Linked DNA regions of Homo sapiens: region 2 is linked to region 1. A link is an interaction called in ENCODE POLR2A ChIA-PET data of the cell type or tissue named here. Cell type or tissue: K562. All regions are shown on one strand. Each heading gives the region's core, and the rest is flanking DNA. Links, peaks and the distances in the headings are about the cores only.

Region 1 (2,921 bases), core at 120-2,619:
TCCATAACCTGGCTACTGTGAGTAGTGCTGCAGTGAACATGGGAGTGTAGACAGCTCTTCAACATACTGATTGCAATTCCTTTGCGTACATGCCCAGTAGAGGGATTGCTGGAACATATGGCAATTCTATTTTTAGTTTTTTGAGGAAACTCCATACTGTATTTTATATTTAAAAATTGCTAAGAGTAGATTCTTTTTTCTTTTATGACTTACATGGACCACAACATCAAGAATAGCAAAGGTGATGACTCACGACATCCCTTGTCCCAACACCAGAACAAGAGACAATACCAGAACATCAGGGGCAGGTGACAATGTAACACGAGTGGTGCAGCGCCCGTGGCCAAGGAGTTAATTTCATGCTGTCACTAACAGTGTCATAGTCTACGGCTAGACCGTGCGGGAGAAGGCAAGCCCAAAATCGTCAGACTGCATCAGGACTCAGGAGGAAGAGATGCAAACTGTCTCAGAGATAGTTTCTGTGAGATAGAAGGTAGGTGAGAAATGGCCTGAGAGCAACTCCTCATAACACTCCAGGAGAGTCACAGGGCATCCTACATCAGCATAAGAGCAGCTGTGGCTAAGCCTTCCTTATGTGGCATGAAAGTAGATTCTCAAATGTTTTCACCACAAAAAAAACTAGTAAGTATAGGAGGTGATGTATATGTTAATTAGCTTGACTTAATCATTCTACAATGTAAACAAAAATCAAAACATCACATTGTACCCTATACATACATAAATTCGTGCCAGTTAAAAATTTAAAAAATGGAATGTAATCTATTTAATTCTAATTGTAAAGCCGCTAATATTTCTTGCGCAAAATAGCTTTATGTTCTAGTGTAGTACCCCACATAGTTCGCTTGTGGACGTGGACTTAGATTCTGGATTTTTTTTTTCTACTCGGACTCTGCCAGAAAAACACCAATAAGAAAACTAAAAACAACCACCCAAATGCTACACCTCCAGTAAGAAGGAACTCAGGAAGTAAAGGGAGAGCTTAATAACTATGTGCTCCTTTAACGATTGATAAAATATTGCAAAAAATGAAATTTACACGAGACATTTTCTGGTAATTTCATTTATCTAATCCAAGATCATCATGGTGAATTGCTCAGGGAGATACTTTAGCACAGTACTCAGAAAATGAGGTATTAAATGAATTACTGGGCATAAAGTTTAACTGTGTAAACAGTGAACTGTGAATATATTTTTAAATATCATGGTTGTGATGAAAATAATTATTTAACAACTGAAACAGAGCAGCAGCATTTGGACAAGCTGATGAAGCCTGACGCGTCTCACAATTTTCAGATCTCTTGGCTCCCATTCTGGTCACTTCGCATCACACACCAGCCTCCTGCTGTGAGCACCCAATGTCATGACTCACGCTACACGTGGTGGGCTGCTGGATAACCTATGGGCATGTACGTGTTTGGAAGGGTGTGTGTGTGTGTCTGACCACTCACTGGTGTATTTCTAGTGCCTGGAACATTGCCCAGCACACACTAGGCACTCAGTAGATACCAGTGCTTGTCAGTAGATACCAGTGCTTGTCAGCTATAGTGCTGTGTATGACACATCATCTCTCAGAAACTTCTCTTTTTGTTCAGTTTTATTTTTCTTAAAGTTATATACATATCATTTAGAGGCAAATTATTCTCTAATGTGTATGAGAAACTAGCTTTCCTCTGCCAGTCTTCCCACCCATTTCTTACTCTCAGGAAGCAACCAATTTCAACTTTCTTAGCTCTTCTTTTTAAAAAAATTATTTTATTCTTCCGATTTCCATGTTGACATTCCTACATCTCGATTATTCCGTTTCAGGCATAATCTTTGGGCCTCCCATTAGGGAAGATGGGAATTCAGCTCCCGTTATCACCTCTTGCTCACCCTCCACGCCAAACCCGACCCTTCACGTCACACTCCCTTGTCATGCCCTCTCAGAAATCCCAAGAGAGTGTCACTGAAACTTACATCACCATTTGGTATTTATTATGACTAGGTAAATCACATTTACCGGTCAGCCAGTTAGTAAAACAGAATCGCTTTTCCACTTCTACATACTGTTACGTTTCCTCTGAGTAAGTAATCCCTTTTGTCTATACTGGTTTTCTATGTTCTTATTACTAATTCCACTCCACATTCTGCCCCGCTCCCTCCACCAGCGTAAGTATCTCCTCTGATCACATTCAAATCCATTTGCATGATCAATTTTGTCTTCTTTCAGAAGTGGCTCTCGGTTTCCATCTGCTCCCACCTGGATGGGTGGTGCCCTCCGTCTGTTAATGAAAATTGTTGGGGCTCTCTCTTCACAAGGAAATGGCCTCAGCCTAGATATTTTCACTCCTTTTCCATCTTTTTTTCCTATTTTATTACATGGTTGAAAACACAAAAATTAATTATTACATAACACTTCATCATTAGACATACGTTATTTTTGTTATTCATTCTGATGTTTTCCTTAGCAAATGTTGCTAGAAGCAGTATTATTGGCTTAAATGAATTAATTTAAAAAAACAGACTTTGTTTTTTAGGGCAGTTTTAGGTCCATAGTGAAACTGAGCAGAAGGTACAGAGAGTTCGCACACACCCCACCCCACACATACACAGCCTCCCTCCCTGCCAACATCCCCAGCTAAGTGGTTCATTTCTTACCACTGATGAGCCTACATTGATACACCATTGTCACCTAGATTCCATGGTTTATATTAGGGTTCACTCTTGGCATTGTACATTCTATGGGCTTGAACAAAAAATTTTTTTTTTTTTCAGACTGAGTCTCGGTCAGTCGCCCAGGTTGGAGTGCAGTGATATGATCTCAGCTCACTGCAACCTCCACCTCCCAGGTTCAAGTGATTCTCCTGCCTCAGCCTCCCTAGTAACTGGGATTGCAGGCGCCTGACATCACGCTCAGCTAA
Region 2 (2,921 bases), core at 331-2,830, 350 kb before region 1:
TCTGGAGGCTGAATATAGGGCCTGGAGCCACCAACCAACAGGCCTCCGCCAGACGCAAATGCCTTGTGCCATGACAGCTCCCAGCTGACCTAGCTACTGAGCACCTGAGATGCAGCAACCAGAGAATTGAATCCTCCTCTACTGAACGTGACATTAAGTGTCAGTGGTCTCACATGGCTAGGGCTCACAGCACAGCCCTACTGGGAAGGCAAGAGACAAAGAGGATTCACTGGGCTTTGATAAACCTGTCTGACGCCAGGCCCCCTCGGGAAGGACTGTAAGTATTTGCACCATTCGCTGGTTGAGCAGCATGAGGTCAGTTCCATGGATTCTGATCAGAAGCAACACAGGTGCCCACGCATCTCCAGAGGCCTGGCTATAGGAGTATCTACTGCAGGCGGGCCCCTCACAGGGCTTCCCTGAGTCTGATGTTCATGTGCCCCTCCCACTCTTTCCACGTCAGGCTTCCTCCTCAAATCCCAGGGGAGTTTTAGCAAGTCCGTGTTCCGTTCTTCCTCCTCGGGCTGCAGGGTGTTCCCCGAACTGAACCTCCTACCCATGCGCCTTGGCATGCAGCAGCCGCTCCATGTTACTCAGGAACAGCTTCAGGGTCGCAGGGTCACGTTTGGGGCCAATTTCTGTCAGAACCAAGGCCTTTGAGAGATCTGCAATAAAAAGAATTTCCTGTCACCAGAAAAATCAAGTCTTGGTTCTAACTAAGGAGTACAGGCTTCCAACGTGAGCCTTTCTTTCTCAGAGTAAGGATCATCTTTCGACTGGTTCATGCTGAATGCTTTTTTGATATCTATGTTGAAAACTAAGGATGGACCGGGCACAGTGGATCGTGCCTGTAATGCCAGCACTTTGGGAGGCTAGGGAACAAGGATCACCTGAGGCCATGAGTTCCAGACCAGCCTGGGCAAGATGGTGAGACTCCATCTCTGCAAAAAAAAAAAAAATTAAAAGTAGCTGGGCATGGTGGCACAGGCCTGTAGTTGCAGCTACTCAGGAGGCTGAGGTGGGAGGATTGGTTGAGCCCAGGGGTTCAAGGCTGCTGTCAGCCATGATTGCGCCACCACATTCCAGCCTGGAGGACAGAGCAAGTCCCTGTTTCTTTAAAAAAAAAAAAAAAAAAAAAAATCACCATCATTCAACCAAAAAGAAAAGCAAAATGACTCCAAACTGGGAACACTCAATGTTTGGAGGGAAAAAATGCTTCATTAATCGTCTAACTGCTGCAATCGCAACGATAGAAATACCATTTTCTTGGAGAAAGCAACTTTTAAATAATGCTGCTTTGGAAAGGGAAGCTGCAGGAGTGAGCCCTCTGGATGCAGGGGGGTGCCGACACCTGGAATTCATGGCCTGCCGTTTATGTAACAGCAGGCGAGGCTGCCAGGGCTGGCAAGCCTGGCTCAGGGCAGGACGTGACCGGGATTCTGCTCCTGTCCCTGACTCACTGCTGGGGATCAGAGCAGTTTGTCCTTGTTGTGCCACACACCCAAACACAGCCAAACTTCGGTCATGTCCCGTCAGGCCTCACTGCCCGGGCAGGACAGTGCCAAACCAGGTGTGCTCCATGACAAAATAAAGCCACTCCCAAAGTCGGGGGAAACAAATCCTATCACATTACTGCACTCAATGGACCCAGTTCTGTGTCACCACTTTCAAATTCTCCGCTCACCCAGGAAATCTCTCAGCCAGAATCCAGGTCCAAGTGTCCCTTTTCTTCCATGGAAACTCTCATTTTACACCTTAAAGCACTTTCTGCAAAACACCTGGCTCCACACCAAAGCAACCTGCCTGCCCTCAGGAGGTCCAGATCATTCACCGCCGGCCATGCCCAGCACTGAAGCTGAGCTATGAGGGCACTCCTGCCCTGGGACTGGCAGCAGGCCCTCCACAGATACCACCTGAGCCCTGCAGCTGCCACCCACAGCTGGGACAAAAGGCGGCTGTTCCAGGTGCTCCCTAATCCACACAGGATCTGCAGACAGGCTCCAGCAACCCTTCCATTCCTTACCCTCCAAACCCCACCCTCACCTGGCCACAAACAGATGGTATTTTTTCCGGGGTGGGGGTGGGGAAGGCTTCCATTAAAGAAAGAGACATCAGCAGACCCAGGCTGAGTGGGCACTCGATAAACAGTTACTGAATGAATGAGTGCTTTCCCTCAAATGCCAGCGCTCAAGAAGGTAGGATTGGAGTCTTTGTTTTGATTTGGTTCATTAAATTACTAGTATTTTAATTTATGGGAGAAATGTTTGAGGCAGAATTTTGTTGGCTAATCTAAGAATCTAAATACTATATACAATACTGATTTTGGGGGTAAACTAATTCTGAATTACGAATATTTTAGTTAGAAATGCTCTTTTGGTCGGGCGCGATGGCTCACGCCTGTAATCCCAACATTTTGGGAGGCTGAGGCGGGCAGATCACCTGAGGCTGGGAGTTCAAGACCAGCCTGACCAACATGGAGAAACCCCATCTCTATTAAAAATGCAAAATTAGCCAGGCATGGTGGTGCATGCCTGTAATCCAAGCTAGCAGGAGGCTGAGGCAGGAGAATCGCTTGAACCCGGGAGGCGGAGGTTGCAGTGAGCCAAGATCACACCATTGCATTCCAGCCTGGGCAAGAAGAGCAAAACTCCATCTCAAAAAAAAAAAAAAAAATGCTCTTTTGAAATATAATAATATGGTAATCTGGGGAATGCGTGTTAAATTAAAATTAAAAAATAGAAATTGGACTCACAAGAAGAGATACAGATGGCAAATAAGCATATAGAAAGATGCTCCACATCATATGTCCTCAGGGAAATGCAGATTAACAACGAGACAAAGCCAGGAGCATGGCTTACGCCTGTAATCCCAGCACTTTGGGAGGCTGAGGCGGGAGGATCAGGAGTTTGAGACCAGCCTGG

The links. Peaks named below come from ENCODE experiments on the same cell type or tissue, not always from the same donor. Only the 100,000 strongest peaks of a DNase experiment are listed, where the experiment ranks them.
Region 2: POLR2A ChIA-PET joins it to region 1 with 5 read pairs; 3 of 35 experiments call an interaction of 5 or more read pairs at or near these places.

What each region holds. Positions count from the first base shown.
Region 1 is chr18:11,675,586-11,678,506 of GRCh38, reverse strand. No RefSeq gene overlaps it. Among named protein-coding and RNA genes, the nearest start is that of GNAL, 12 kb to the left of the region's middle. In K562, for the core only: no CTCF peak of the experiment used is centred there; a DNase peak (open chromatin) is centred at 1,406; H3K27me3 peaks cover 393 bases.
Region 2 is chr18:12,025,787-12,028,707 of GRCh38, reverse strand. IMPA2 (inositol monophosphatase 2) reads right to left here. Exons shown (of 8, transcript NM_014214.3): 6 at 557-665. Among named protein-coding and RNA genes, the nearest start is that of IMPA2, 46 kb to the right of the region's middle. In K562, for the core only: no CTCF peak of the experiment used is centred there; no DNase peak of the experiment used is centred there; H3K27me3 peaks cover 955 bases.